Linked DNA regions of Homo sapiens: region 2 is linked to region 1. A link is an interaction called in ENCODE POLR2A ChIA-PET data of the cell type or tissue named here. Cell type or tissue: Panc1. All regions are shown on one strand.

Region 1 (8,000 bases):
AGAAAGGTGAAGTGATTTGAAATAAGACCATCAGCCAGTCGTGGTGGCTCATGCCTGTAATCCCAGCACTTTAGGAGGCCTTCAATAGCTTATAGGTGAAGTCTTCTGGGAGGCTGAGGTGGGCGGATCACAAGGTCAGGAGTTTGAGACCAGCCTGGTCAACATAGTGAAATCCCGTCTCTACTAAAAATACAAAAATTAGTCGGGCGTGGTGGCTTGCACCTGTAGTCCGAGCTATTCGGGAGGCTGAGGCAGGGGAATTGCTTGAACCTGGGAGGCGGAGGTTGCAGTGAGCAAAGATCGCACCAATACACTCCAGCCTGAGCTACAGAGTGAGACTCTGTCTCAAAAAAGAAAGAAAGAAAGAAGACCATCATTATTTTCAGATTTTATGTAGAAAATTTTAAAAATCTTCAGAATATTTATTATAATTAATAAGAAAATTTAGCAAATTGTTGGATAAAATATCAACAGACAAAAACCTATTGTGTTTTGTGTTTCCATATGCCAGTAATAATTAGAAAATGAAGTAAAATATTATTTATATTATAATAAAAATATGTAAGATATCTGGGAATAAATCTAATGAAAATATGCAAGGCCCTTATGGAATAAAATCATAAAATTATATTGCAAGACATTAAAGAAGATCTAAATTTATTTTTTTGGCCGGGCACGGTGGCTCACACCTGTGATCCCAGCACTTTGGGAGGCCAAGGCGGGAGGATCACTTGAGGTCAGGATTTCGAGACCAGCCTGGCCAACATGGCAAAACTCCATCTCTGCTAAAAATACAAAATTTAGTCAGGCATGGTGGCATGTAGCTATCTATGATCCCAGCTATTCTAGAAGCTAAGGTAGGAGGATCGCTTGAGCCTGGGAGGTTCAGGCTCCACTGCACTCCAGCCTGGGTGACAGAGCGAGACTGTTTAAAACAAAAAACAAACAAAAAAAAACAACAACAAGACATAAAGCTATAGCAAATAAAACAATGTCCTATTGTTCAAGACTAGACAAATAGAAAAAAAGGAATGACAATGAGAGCTTAGTCAAAGAGAGAAGGAGAGAGAGAGAATAAAATTGCAGTCACTGGGTAAAGGATACACTTTTCAATAAATGGTGATAGTTATTCATACAGGAAATTAGACCATTAGACCTCCTGCCTGGCAAAAATTGACTCCATCTGACTTCAAATCCTAAATGTGAAAGACAAAATTCTGAAACTTTTAGAAGATGATATTTTAAAATATCTTTATCTTTATGATCATGAAGTAGGGAATCGTTTCTTAAACAAGAAACCAGGAACATAATTCATATAGGAAACAATTGATAACTTAGACTCCATTAAAACTATGAGCTTTCTTTATGAAAATACATATAAAGTCAGCCAGCGACTTGAAAAGCTGAGGCAGGAGAACCGCTTGAACCTGTGGGGTGGAGGTTGCAGTGAGCTGAGATCGTGCCACTGCACTCCAGCCTGGGTGACAGAGTGAGACCCTGTCTTAAAAAAACAAGGCCAGGAGCGGTGGCTCATGCCTATAATCTCAGCACTTTGGGAGGCTGAGGTGTGTGGATCACCTGAGTTCAGGAGTTCGAGACCCGCCTGGCCAGACTGGCCAACATGGTGAAACCCCGTTTCTACTAAAAATACAAAAAATTACCGGCCGTGGTGGTGGGTGCCTGTAATCCCAGGTACTCAGAAGAATCGCTTGAACCTGGGAGGCGGAGGTTGCAGTGAGCCGAGATTGCACCACTGTACTCCAGCCTGGGCAACAAGAGTGAAATTCCATTTCCAAACCAACAAACAACAAAACAAAAAGAGCCAGGCGCGGTGGCTCACACCTGTAATCCCAGCACTTTGGGAGGCTGAGGCGGGCAGATCACCTGAGGTCAGGAGTTCAAACCAGCCTGGCCAACATGACAAAACTCCATCTCTACTAAAAACTACAAAAATTAGCCAGGCGTGGTGGCAGGCACCTGTAATTCTAGCTGCACGGGAGGCTGAGGCAGGGTTGAACCCAGGAGGCAGAGGTTGTAGTGAGCTGAGGTGGCACCACTGCACTCCAGTCTGGGCGACAACGTGAGACTCCGTCTCAAAAAAAAAAAGAAAAGAAAAGAAGAAAATATATATAAAGTGAACAGAAAAGAAAAATATTTAAAACACTCATAAATGGACAAAGGAGGTGATGTAAAGAGTTCCTGTGAATCAAGTGGGAAGATGGACAATCAGTTGTAGCAAAATACAGGAGTGCAGAATGTGGCAAAGACTTGGACAGGCAAAGAGAGGAATCACCAGTGGCCAACAGTTGTGAAAAGTTGTTCAAGCTCATGAGTAACGCAAATAAAATCCCACAATGAGATACGACTGATTAACAAAAATGTTAAAGTCCGTTTTAAAAATTATTGCAAGCAGGCTAGGTGTGGTGGCTCACGCCTGTAAACCCAATACTCTGGGAGGCTGAGGTGGGAGGATTGCTTGAGCCCAGGAGTTCGAGATCAGCTTGTGCAATATAGCAAGACCCTTGTCTCTACAAAAAAATCAGAAATTAGCCAGGTGTGGTGGTGCATGCCTGTACTCTGAGCTACTCAGGAGGCTGAGGTGGGAGGATCACTTGAGCCCAGGAGTTCAAGGCTGCAGTGAGATATGATCACGCCACTGCACTCCAGCCTGGGTGACAGCGAGAGACCGTTAAAAAAAAAATCTTGCAAGCACTGGCAAGAATGTGGAACAATTCTTCTTCTTCTTCTTTTTAGACAGTCTCACTCTGTCACCCAGGCTGGAGTGCAGTAGTGTGATCTCGGCTTACTGCAACCTCCACTTCCCGGGTTCAAGTGATTCTCCTGTCTCAGCCTCCCGAGTAGCTGGGATTACAGGCATCTGCCACCACACCTGGTTAATTTTTTTGTATTTTTAGTAGAGATGGGGTTTTGCCATGTGGGCCAGGCTGGTCTCGAGCTCCCGACCTCAGGTGATCCACCTGCCTCGGCCTCCCAAAGTACTAGGATTACAGGCGTGAGCGACCGCACCCGGCCTAATTTTTGTATTTTTAGTAGAGATGGGGTTTTACTATGTTGGTTAGGCTGGTCTCAAATTCCTGACCTCGTGATCCACCCACCTTGGCCTCTCAAAGTGCTGGGATTACAGGCATGAGCCACTGTGCCTGGCCTATGTATGGTAACTTTAACTTTTTTTTTTTTTTTTTTTTTGAGATGGAGTCTTGCTCTTGTTGCCCAGGCTGGAGGGCAGTGGCGTGATCTTGGCTCACTGAAACCTCCGCCTCCTGGGCTCAAGCAGTTCTCCTGCCTCAGCCTCCCAAGTAGCTGGGATTACAGGCACGCACCACCACGCCCAGCTAATTTTTGTATTTGTAGTAGAGGCAGTGTTTCTCCATGTTGGTCAGGCTGGTCTTGAACCCCTGACCTCAGGTGATCTACCCGCCTCGGCCTCCCAAAGTGCTGGGATTACAGGTGTGAGCCATGGCACCTGGCCATGTATAGTAACTTTTAAAGAAAATTCCAAACTGTTTTCTAATGTAGCTGTGCTATTTTGCATTTCCACCAACACTATTTGAGAGTTCCAGTTGCTCCACATCCTCACCAACTCTTGATATTGTCAATCTTCAATTTTAGCTATTTATTGCCCATATACTGACTGAATGTAGAGAATTTGCATTTCTCTAATGGCTAATGATGTTGAGGACCCTTTCAAGTAGTTATTTGCCATTCATATATCCTCTTTGGTGAAATGCGTTTTCAAATATTTTGCCCATTTTAAAAATCAGATCATCTTCTTAGTCTTGAGTTACAAGAATTTTTGGCCAGTCATGGTGGCTCACACCTGTAATCCCAGCACATTGGGAGGCCGAGTCAGGCAGATACTTGAGGTTAGGAGTTTGAGACCAGCCTGACCAACATGGTGAAACCCCGTCTCAACTAAAAATACAAAAATTAGCCGGGCATGGTGGTGTGTGCCTGTAATCCCAGCTACTTGAGAGGCTGAGACATGAGAATCACTTGAACCCAGGAGGCAGAGGTTGTAGTGAGCTAAGATGGCACCACTGCACTCCAGCCTGGGCAAACGGAGCAAGACTCTGTCTCAAAAAAAAAAAAAAAAAAAAAAAAAAAGATTTCTTTATATAAATATTTTCACCAAGACTGGTTTGCCTTTTAATTTTTTTCTTTCTTTTTTCTTTTCCTTTCTTTCTTTTTTTTTGAGCTAGGGCCTCACCCTGTCACCCATGCTGGAGTGCCATGGCATGATCATGGCTGACTGTACCCTTGACCTCCCAGGCTCAAGTAATTCTCCCACCCCAGCCTCCTAAGTAGCTGGGACTATAGATGCACACCACCATGCCCGGCTAATTTTTGCATTTTTTTTGTAGAGATAGGGTTTGGCACTATTGCTCAGGCTGGTCTCGAACTCTTGAACTCAAGCAATCCACCTGCCTTGGCCTCTCACAGTGCTGGGATTATAGGCATGAGCCGCTGCATCTGGCCACCTTTTAATTTTTTAAATGATGTCTTTTGAAGAACAAAAGCTCTCACATTGCAGAATAGGATCCATTTTGGGTTAATTTTATATATGATGTGGGGTGAGGGTCAAGGTTCATTTTTTTCTCCATAAGGTTAATCGATTGTTCCAGCACCTTTTGTTAGAAAGACTGTACTTCTCCTTACTGAATTGCCTTAACACATTTATCAAAAGTCAGTTGCTTTTATGTGCATGGATTAAATTCTGAACTCTCAATTCTGTTCCTTGATCACTTGGGCTCAAGTGATCCTTCTCCCTCAGCCTCCTGCGTAGCTGGGACCACAGGTGTGTGCCACCATGCCTGGCTAATTAAAAAAAAAAAAAATTGTAGCAATGGGGTCTCACTATGTTGCTCAGGCTGGTCTCCAACTACAGGCCTCAAACGATCCTCTCACCTTGGTCGCCTAAAGTGTTGGGATTACAGGCATCAGTCACCATGCCCAGCCCTATATTAAGTCTTAAAATCAGGTAGTCTAAGTCTTGTAACTTTGTTCTTTTTTTTTTTTTTTTTTTTTTTTGGCTTTTCTAGATCCTTTGCCCTTTCATATAAAGGGCAAAGGGCACATTGTCAATTTCTACCAAAAAGAAAAAAGACTACTGATATTTTTATTGGGATTATTTTGCATCTATAGATCAATTTGGAAATAATTTACATCTTAACAATATTGAATTTTCCAACCCATGAAAACATTCTATCTCTTCATTATTTAGGTTCTGTTTAGTTTCTATAAGCAATGTTCTACAGTTTGGGGGTACAACTGCAGTTTCACATCTTCACCAGGTTATCCCTAAGTGTTTCATGGCCATTGTTAAGTGGTGTTTCTAATTTTCTATTTTAATTGTTCATGACTAGCTTATACAACTCAATGGTATTTCTTTATATTGGGCTTGTATTTGACAACACTGCAAAACTCGCTTGTTAGTTCCACTAGCTTTTTTGTGAATTCCATTCAGTTTTCTTTTTTTCGTTTTTCTTTTTCTTTTTCTTTTTTGAGATGAAGTCTTGCTCTGTCGCCCAGGCTGGAGTGCAGTGGTGCCATCTCGGCTCACTGTAACCTCTGCCTCCTGGGTTCAAGTGATTCTCCTGCCTCAGCCTCCCTCGTAGCTGGAATTACAGGTGTGCGCCACCACGCCCACCTAATTTTTTGTATTTTTAGTAGAGACCGGGTTTCATCAAGTTGGCCAGATTGGTCTTGAACTCCTGACCTCAGGTGATCCGCCTGCCTCAGCCTTCCCAAGTGCTGGGATTACTGGTATGAGCCAGGATACCTGGTCCAGTTTTCTTTTTTCTTTCTTTCTTTTTTTTTTTTTTTTTTTTTTGAGACAAAGGTTTTTGCTCTTGTTGCCCAGGCTGGAATGCAATGGCACAATCTCGGCTCACTGCAACCTCCACCTCCTGGATTAAAGTGATTCTCCTGCCTCAGACTCCCAAGTAGCTGGGGTTACAGGCATAAGCCACCACGCCCAGCTAGTTTTTGTATTTTTAGTAAAGACAGGGTTTCACCATGTTGGCCAGGCTAGTCTCGAACTCCTGACCTCAAGTGATCTGCCTGTCTCAGCTTCCCAAAGTGCTGGGATTACTAGTATGAGCCACAGAGCCTGTCTCAGTTTTCTATATAGATGATAATGTCTGTGAATAACGACAGCTTTAATTTATTTCTAATCTGTATGCCTTTCTTTTTCTTGCCTTATTGCACTGGCTAAGACCTTCAGTACAATGTTGAATAGAAATATTGAAAGTAAATATACTTGCTTTCTTCTTGATCTTAGGGAGATAGCACTCAGATTTTTACCAGAATTTGTGATGTCGGCTATAGATTTGTGTAGACACCCTTTATTAGATTGAGAAAGTGCAGTGGCTCACACCTGTAATCCCAGCACTTTGGGAGGCTGAGGTGGGCAGATCACGAGGTCAGGAGTTCAAGACCAGCCTGACCGACATGGTGAAATCCCCTCTCTACTAAAAATAGAAAAATTAGCCAGGCATGGTGTCATGCACCTGTAATCCCAGCTACTCAGGAGGCTGAGGCAGGAGAATCGCTTTAACCCAGGAGATGGAGGTTGCAGTGAGCCGAGATCACGTCACTGCACTCCAGCCTGGGTGACAATGCAAGATTCTGTTAAAAAAAAAAAAAAAAAAACAACCAATGGGTCATATACAAAAATGATGACCCAGAATGACTTCAGACTGCTCAATAGAGACAGTAGAAGTAGGAGGACGATAGAGGAATCCCTTCACATTCCTGGAAAAACATCATTTCAACTTAGGATTCTATACCTAACCAAACTACCAAAGAAGTATGAGGAGGGACACAAAAACATTTCAGACACGCAAAGTCTCCCAAATTTTATTGCCCATGCACTCTTTCTCAGGAAGATACTGCAGGATTTTTGCCACCAAAAAGATGGAGTAAAACAAATAAGAAGTCATGGGAGGCTGGGCGTGGTGGCTCATGCCTGTAATCCCAGCACTTTGGGAGGCTGAGGTGGGTGGATCACCTGAGGTCAGGAGTTCGAGACCAGCTTGGCCAACATGGCAAAACCCTGTCTCTACTAAAAATACAAAAATTAGCCGGGCATGGTGGTAGGCACCTGTAATTTCAGCTACTTGGGAGGCTGAGGCAACAGAATTTATTCAATCCAGGAGATGAAGGTTGCAGTGAGCCAAGATCATGCCACTGCACTCCAGCCTGGGTGACAGAGTGAGACTCTGTCTCAAAAAAACAAAACAAAGCAACAACAACAACAAAAAGAAGTCATGAGAGCCAGGGGGAAAGGAGAGAACTGAAGGAGATTTCCAGAACAACGGGTATAGCCTGGGTGCAGAGGAGAGTCGGTTCAAACCACAGCAACTTAGGAGGCACTGGGAGAGCTGCCTTCAGGAAGATGAAATTGACGGAATAGCTGATGGGCCCAAAAGCATTGAGATGGCTTAGGTAATTGGCAGGATGTCTGCGATCAAACTAGTAATAAGCACATTTTAAAAAATGAAGCAGGCCAGGTACAGTGGCTCACACCTGTAATCCCAGCACTTTGGGAGGCTGAGGCAGGAGGAAGACTTGCTGTATACAGGAGTTCAAGACCAGCCTGGGCAACATAGTGAGACCTAGTCTCTACAAAATATCAAAAATTAGCTGGGTGTGGTGGTATGTGCCTGTAGTCCCAGCTACTCAGAAGGCTGAGGTGGGAGGATGGCTTGAGCTCATGGGGTTGAGGGTGCAGTGAGCTGTGATCACATTACTGCGCTCCAGCCTTGGTGACAGAGTGAGACCCTGTCTCAAAATAAATAAAATAAAATGAAGCAAAATAAAAGACAAATAGAAAGCCCAGAAAAAATACAGTTAATTTTGAGAAGTGAAAGTAGTCATAGTATACCATGTGGCTCAGCTATGAAGCAAACTGACATAATCTTAATGATATAATACTGGATATTGCTATAACCAAAAGGACAATATTATTATGCTGGGAG
Region 2 (8,000 bases), 310 kb after region 1:
GCAGGCTTTCCTGCCCCTCTGCCGGGCATGTGGTGAGGCCGCACCCAGCTCAGAGGACTGGCCTGTGTCAAGACTCTGGATGTTATCCGTTTTAATCCCCTCGGGGTTGGGATGGCCTCACATTGCTGATAGAGGCACCGAGGCCCAGGGTATTCAGTGACCTGCCCAAGATCACGGAGGAGGGTTTGGAAAGGGCAGGATTTGAATCCAGCCCCTTTTGAGTCTAGACTCCAGAGAGCTATGGCCCCAAAGCAGCCCTCGCCCCACGCTGACTCCTGAGAGATTGGGGGTGGGCACCCAGGACAGCCCAGGGTCCAGGAGAGCCCTCTCACAGAGGCAGAAGCACTCAGCCCAGCCCCCTCCTGCCCGGCTTTTCCTGGGCCTCCTTTGTTATCTGACGATGGCCACCCCCACTCAGACCAAAGGCTCTGGCTGCCCCTCTGCCTGGGAGGCACCACATCTCTGGGAGCCCTGGGGGTGGGGGCAGGGGCATTCTGACCTTGGAAGCCAGGGCAGGGCAGAGCTGGCTCCTTCCCTTCTCTTGTCCAGATGGTCTGGGGCAGTTTGTTCGGGCCTGTAAGGCTGAGTGGGCTGGGAGGTGGGTAGGGAGCTGAAAGCCCGAAGTATGGGGGTCTCGAGGATTTATCCCATTGGCCTCAGTGGGTCCCGTAAGCACGGAAGCTCTTAAGCCTTTGCGGAGGGGCTGGCAACAGGGGCCTATTGATGAATTAGAAGAAGCTGTGTTCCTTCCTTCCTCTAACCTGAAGCTTTGTTAATAATTAATCATCTGCCCAATTAATAATTACAGGCTTGAGCAGCCCCTTCCCACTGCCCTCACCCCACTCCAACCTCCTCTCCGTTCCTCCTTCCTTCGCCCTCCCAGCCCCCACTCCTACCCCCGCCCTTCCGGCCATCAGTCCTTGCCGGCCTTCCTCTGCAGAGATGGCAAGGCCCTGTGCCCTTGGGAGTCCCCCTGTCCCCCACACCACACAGGGCATCGGTTCTATTCTTCCCATGAGGGCCTTTCGGCAGCCCTCCAGGGCAGGTGCCACACAATCTGACACACAGAGACACGAGGCACAGGGGCAGAGGGGCAGAGCGACACGGTACTCATTCACTCATTCTTTCACTGGATGCTATTGCACTGTTCTCTGTGGTCAGCCACCACCCTGAGCAAGACAAGCAAACAGGAAATTCCTCTCCAGGCTTAGGGGATAGCGTGGGGGAACTCCTGAGCAGGCTGGGCTGAGGGCAGCCCCCCAGGGAAGGCAAGGGCTAGGAAGAGGGAGGAGTCCCTAGAGGGCGAGGTATTGGAGGGTGGGGCTTTTTGTATAAAGCTCCCCGGCAGCAGGAATGCTCAAAGCTCTGGGCTCAGCCTCCTTCCAGGGTAGGGTGTGATTTCTGTCTTCACCCTCAAGAGGGGTGTTCTGCACACTGAGGAATGAATGCCTTGCTAAGGGTGGACCCTTGGGCTTGGAGCCAGCAGTACAATAGCTGTCTGGCCGTCTCCTGTGGGCAGAATCCAGCCTCTGCCCCCACTCCCAGAGAGACCCAACTCCCTCCAAAAGGCTATGGACTCCTGAGCCCCCTTGCAGGAGAGGCAGTGTGGGTTCAGGCTCCCTGACCCCCGCCCTGTCCCTGCCCGGTACTTTGTCAGAGACTCGGGGTCCCGCCGTGCCGAGAGTGTATTTCTGAGCTCTTCCATGCATATAGTGTTCCTTGGTTCCCTATCCTCGTCCCACTGAGAATGTCCAGTAGCCCCTCTGGGAGTCGGGGTGCAGTTCTCGGGAACCCTCCCACACAGAGAGGGAGCAAGGCGAGGCTCACAAGAGATGGACCTGCTTTTTACTGAGCGCTTGGCCCTGACAGGCTCTCCACCTGTAAAACCACAGTGTCCCTACCTCCTCAAGCACCTGGCACCTAGGAGTGGCTCTGGGAGGGTGGGGCTGCCCCTCACTGCTGCCTGGTTACCTGTTTCACAAAGGAGGAGACTGAGGCTGGAGAGGTGAGGTGACCTAGCTGGAAAGAGGTGGAGCCAGGAAACCAGCCCAGATGGAGGGCAGGGCCAGCATCTGGCGGGACAAGGTTAGTTCCTCCTGCAGTCATCTAACTGACACCTGGGCTCAGCCTCTAGGGAGGAAACTGCTGCCATAGAGCCTTGAAAGCCAGGCAGAGGGGACTAGACACTGTGCCTCAAGGCAGGTATGGGCCGGTGAGGGAAGGAGGCGGCAATGGCTGGGAGGGGCCCAGGCAGGGGTCGGGCAGCTGCAATGCGGGCTGGAGTCTTGGGGAGTGTGGGCCACAGGGAAGGGTTGGATGCATGTCACTCACAGGGAGGGCCAGGGCTTGTCAGTTTGACTCACTGAACTTCGGTTTTCTCCTCTGTGAAATAGCAGTGGGAGGCGGATGTCCACACGAGATTAGAGAACAGCTAAGATACTGAGCACAGCCCCGTCAGAGGGCGGCTCTCGGGGAGGCCTCAGATGTGCTGTCCTCTCATTCCCCTCCTTAGTCCTGTGTGTGCTGCTACCACAGAATACCTGAGACTGGGTGGTCTGTAAACAGCAGAACTTTCTCACGGATCTGGAGGCTGGGAAGTCCAGGGTCGAGGAGCTAGCATATGGCGAGGGCCCTCATGCTGCGTCATCCCATGGCAGAAGGGCAGAAGTATCCACACATGGAGACGGGCAGGGCTGACCGCATGCAGTTATCAGGAACACGATAACTAACCCACTTTGAGCCCATGCTGTTATCAGGAACAATAACTAACCCACTCCTACAATAGCAGCATAAATTCCTCCATGAGGGTGGAGCCCTCACGGCCTAATCACCTCTTAAAGTCCACACCTCAACACCACTGCACTGGGGATTAAATTTCCTACATGTGAACGTTGGGGGACACATTTTTCAGACTATAGCACCCCCTACATGATTACAGGCTGGCAAGGGGAAGCTGTGGACACAGGGGCTTGGGGATCCCTGGGCCTGTGGCCAGGCCAGGCTAGCTGGAGGCCAGGATCAGGCAGACAGCAGCAAACAAACTCCCCAAGGAGGTGGTGCAGGTGGCATGGGACCCCTCGCTTGCTTGTCTCCAAGTTCCGGGTGATCGGGGCTAGGGGAAAATAATGGGGGTGGGGGGATGGAAGTTAAGGGGAGGAGGGGGGATGGATGAGGAGGGCAGCCTGGATGGAGGTGTGTGGGCAGGGGGCAGATGGATGTGGAGTGCCAGCTCCAGGGTAGATCAGGGCAAGGTTCTGCAGTGTGGGTCAGGATCCAGGGCCTCCGGAGCCTCCTGGAGTCTGGGCCTCACCTTGGAGTTTTCCTGACTTTTTGGACCTTGAGCCTCCTTTAAGCTGCAGGAGACCCAGACACGGCGCACTGTCCAGGGTGACCCGTTCCTGTTGGAGTTGGGTAGTGGTGGGAAGGGCTGCCCTGGGTACCCTTGGCCTTGCAGGGAACTCTGGGCTCTGGGAAACATAATTTCAGCCTGGCCTTGCAGTGTGCCACCGGGGTGCTCACATGGTTTCAGGCTGGTGAGGGGCTTAGGAGGTTGGCAGGATGGGCAGATGCAGCTTTCCTGGGCAGCGAATCCGATCATCTACCAGAGCTGGAGAGCCCTGTGACCTGAAAATGGCAGGCCCATGGGGTCCTGATGGCAGTGGGGGTGAGAGGGACCCTTGCCTTGGGCAAGGCTGAAGGCAGCAGCCTGGACTTTGCCCCTGAAACTCTGAGAAGCCCCAAGGCCGCAGGTGGGTGTGGACTCTGCTGCTGTCACTTGCCAGCTGCGAGTTTGAGGCCCTGTGTGCCTGTGGGGGTGGAATGAAGCGAGGCCAGTAGTGCTACAGTCTTCACATCACCCCCAACCCTCTCACAGCCCCAAGCACCTTCCCTGCACACTGGCCCAGCCCTCACGGGCTCCCACTGCCTCCTGGCTCTGCACACAGCAGGTCTGTGGTCATGTGTGGCCCTGCAGAGGGGACCCTTTTCCTCTCCCTGAGAGATAAAGAGCCCTGTGCCTGAAATGCCACCAGCAGTACTCATTCCTCTGGCTAATCCCAAACATTCACTGAATATTTGCTCTGGGTGCTTCGGGCAGGAGCCACTGCTCACTTCTGGCCTGGCCTGTTCCCCCAGGCCAAGTTTACATCTCTCCATTCCAGGCTTTGTGTGTAAGAGGCAGTCAGAGCCCTCGGGCCCTCCTGAAATGTGCATATGCACCACTAGCCCCGGCTGGGACATCCGCCCTCTGCTCCCTGATAAGGTCCCTCTCTGCCTGGACTGGGGACTGAGGATCCGAGATGGAAAAGCCCCAGCCCAGCGCCCCTGCCTTCCTGGAGTCAGAGAGGCCTGGGTTCTGCTTGTGGTGCGGCCTTCACCAATCACCCCCTCCTCAGGGCCTCCATCTCCCTGCTGGTGTGGAGTGAGGGATGAATTCACAGCAGGGCTTGCCAGGCTTTTTTTTTTTTTTTTTTTTTTAACTGTAGAAGCTTTCCTTCCAACAAAATCTTGCGAGGAGCTCAGTGTCTGAAATTGAAAAGCTGGGAGCATCTTCTTGATTGTGTTTTTTGGGGGCGAGTCCCTGGGCTTTGTTTTCTCTCCCCCTTCACTCCACCTCTCTCTCAGGTCCTGGGGCACCTGGAGGGGAGTTCCAGGGACCTGGCTGGGAAAGAGCTGTCCTCAGTGCCCATGGGACCAGTCCATGGGATGTGTCTGTACATCTGTGTATCGGGCCCTGAGGCCCACCTTTAGCCCACCTCCCCTCCCGAGGTCTCCTTCTGCCAATCACCTGCCTAATGCCCCTGCACCCTGGTGTCAGGCAGCCCCCCAGAGCTGCATCCCTCCCTCCTGTAGTTAACCAATGCTCTATGAGCCTCTCTCAGCCAAGACCTTGGCATCAGCTCACCACTGCCCCGCCCCTGGCCCTCCCCTTCATCACGGGCCGTCTCTCAGGCTTGGCGCCCTGGGATGCTCCCTTGCTCCAGCTCTGTGACTGTCCCCATGAGGGTCCTCCCTCAGTGCAGCCCCATCTCTCCAGCGGTGCTGGCACGATGGACCCGGTTGACTCCCTGCCTCCTGCCCTCTCCGTTCAGTCTAAACTGCACAGTCTAACGTAGGAACCACTAGAGCATGCAGCTATTAAAATTCAAATTAAATTAAGCTGGGTATGGTGGTGTGAGACTTGTCCCAACTACTCACGAGGCTGAGATGGGAGGATTGCTTGAGTCCAGGAATTCACATACAGCCTGGGTAACATAGGTCTCGTCTCTAAAAAACAAAAACAAAAACATTATGGAATGAGCCTCTGGGGATGAGGAGCTGATGTCCTGAATGGACCAGTGACCAGTGCAGGAGGGGTGGAGTCCTAGCAGGGGTAGATCCCAGCTTTGGGAACCAACTTTCCCAGGCACTTGCCGGCCACTCCGTGGGAAAGTCCTCAGGCAGCCTGCAGGGAGCTGGGATCAGCTGATGGGGATGGGTTTGGAGGGGAGAGAGTGGTGCACAGGGACTGGAGGTGGGGGAGGGGTGGGGTTGCCATGGAAAGGGCTCTTGGGATGGGTCTTGGGCTGAGCCTTTGGCAAGGCCTCCACCCTGGAGCTGAGCCAGCAGAGAGTGGGGCTGACTCCATGAGGCCCAGACTCTCGTGGGTATTCTGGTGGCCTGGGCACCCTGTCTTTCCTGAACCCTGCCTGCCTAATCTAAGAACTGCTCCCCTTGTAGCTCTGTCTCTCCTCTGTTGGCCTAGTTTCTTCATCCATGGGTGGGCACAGCAGAAGCTGTCTCACCTGCTCCATGGTGAACGGGATTTGCAAGGATTTGACTCTGGCCATCCAGGGAAGATGGAGTCTTTGACCAGGCCTGGCCCCTGAAGCAGACTTCTTCCTTCTGAGCCTGCTGGGGAAGCAGAATTCCTCGATGCTGGGTGTCATGGTCTACCAGGCCCTCCCTCGCCCAGGCCACTTGTGTTGAGCCTGGAGCAGAACCCCCAGATCTGTAGTCCGCCTGTCAGCTTGGGGAGTCTCCGTTTCCGTCTGTTTCATTCCCATCAGCTGTGTGTGGCTGAGCAAGTCACTTAACCTCTTGAGGCCTCCATGTCCTCATCTGCAAAATGGAGACACACATATCTGCGTCCCCGATGACCACCAGTAGCTGGGATGATACGTCGACTGCAGAGTGACCACTTTGTGTAGGCGTCCCTGTGGATGGTTGTCAGTCAAAGGAGTGAGTCAGATGATGAGAGGGGAGGACAGCAGAGCAGCAGTTGTTTCTTCAGTCTCGCCGGGACTCCAGGATCGGCCATGTTCTGCAGCCACCGCCTCTACCTGTCTCCCCATGTGGGATCCTGAAACCTCAAGCTGCATTTAGTTTCAGAGTCCGGGGAGGTGCTCACTGTCTTCTGACTCCTGAGATGCCGACTCCCTCTGCCATACCCCAGGGAAGGAACCAGTAGCAGAAGCTCCAGGGAAACTGATGAAGGTCAACAGAAGGAAGAACTTCTAGCAGCCCAAAGGGATTGGAATGGGCGGCCCGTGGGAGTGGACATGCAGAGGCACTGGCCTGGGGTGAAGCCTTGGACCAAATTCTTACTTGCAGGCCCTCTGGACCCAGGAGAGGAGTCTGCAGGCCTCGGCTGGGCCGGATTCCGCAGATTCTGGCCTAGGTCCTGAATGCCTGGTGAGTTACTGAGAAAGGCCCTACAGGCTGAGGGTGCCAGTCAGGGTGAAGCAGCCCCGCAATTGGCCCACCTCCTTTTGTACCTTAACAAAGGTGTCTTTGTTACCTTTCTTAAAGGAAATAAAGCCGGTCAGGAGCAAGGCCTGGCATATTCAGGGGGTCATCTGTATTTGGTCGTCCAGCGGGAAACCCAAATGGAAGGAAAGAAAAAAAAAAAAAACCATGCATTTATAGAACCTCTGCCAATGGCCAGGCTCCATGCAGAATGCTTTGACACCGTGGCTCAGCCAGGTCTCCCACAGGACTGCAAAACAGAGGGTGACATCTTTCTTTTAGATCGGAGAAGACTGAGGACCAGAGAAGCTAAGTAACTTGCCAAAGGGCACACAGCAAGTAAGTCATGGCACTGGGATTCAAACCAAATCCTCCAGACTTCCAGTAACAGTGGAGCCGGCGTGTCCTGAGCATCTGTTGTGTGCTTAGGCATGGTCCCTAGCTTTTTGCGGGGATTAACTCACTCAACTCTCACAACAACCCTGTGAGACAGAAACGGTTATACCTCCGTATCGTGGAGGGGGAAACTGAGGCACGGGGAGGCAGAGTGACTTGCCAAGGCCACAAGCAGTGTTCGGATCTGGCCATTGTGGCCACTGGCCTACCTTGTGCCCCAGGAGCTGCTGTACATGGCAGGGATTGCTGCAAAGATGTGCCTCCTGCCTTCTTTTTGGAGGTGGCAGAGCCCTTAGGTCACATGGGGCAGGACCAGGCCGGGTGGAAGGTGAGCACAGGGAGACGGGCTTCAGCGCGAAGCCCTTTCGTACAGTTGAACTAACTCCTGGAGAGGTAGTGCGGGTCCACCCCAAGGTGTACCAGGGCTGGGGGCAGTGGATGGGCTACTTCCTGCCCAGAAGTAGAGACTGAGGTTGTTTCTGGCATCCTCCAAAATGCCCCTCATGGACATTACAGGGATGCCCTGAGTGCCCACTGGGTGTTGGGCCTGCTTTACTGCTGGACATGTGACAGCTGGCCCCTTCTCCCAGTTGGAGGAGTGCCCAGTGGCTGTCCCCCAGCTGAAGACGCCAGACATCAGGTGTTGAGGGGCAGGCGGAGAAGGGGCCAGAGGGTGGTGGACAGGGGAACCGGCTGTTAAGACATGAGCCGTCTGAACCACGGAGGTGGGTGGCAGGGGCCAGGGTGAGGCCAGCCAAGGGCACCCTGGGGACTGAGCTAGGACTCTGGCCAGCACGGGCAAGCTCAGGACCACGGAGAGCTCCACAGGAGCCGCCCTTCACCAAGCGACAGCTGTCAGTGTGAGTCTGCACCTGGGA

Evidence for each region. Peaks named below come from ENCODE experiments on the same cell type or tissue, not always from the same donor. Only the 100,000 strongest peaks of a DNase experiment are listed, where the experiment ranks them.
Region 2: POLR2A ChIA-PET joins it to region 1 with 11 read pairs; 3 of 35 experiments call an interaction of 5 or more read pairs at or near these places.

What each region holds. Positions count from the first base shown.
Region 1 is chr22:39,160,025-39,168,024 of GRCh38, forward strand. No RefSeq gene overlaps it. Among named protein-coding and RNA genes, the nearest start is that of CBX7, 11 kb to the left of the region's middle. In Panc1, no CTCF peak of the experiment used is centred here; no DNase peak of the experiment used is centred here.
Region 2 is chr22:39,470,675-39,478,674 of GRCh38, forward strand. The region is part of intron 1 of MGAT3 (beta-1,4-mannosyl-glycoprotein 4-beta-N-acetylglucosaminyltransferase); the gene reads left to right. It overlaps MGAT3-AS1 (MGAT3 antisense RNA 1), which reads right to left and starts at 6,148. Exons shown (of 2, transcript NR_126469.1): 1 at 5,784-6,148; 2 at 5,133-5,265. RefSeq lists enhancers at 1-413, 3,205-4,134, 7,772-8,000 and a silencer at 2,682-3,039. In Panc1, no CTCF peak of the experiment used is centred here; no DNase peak of the experiment used is centred here.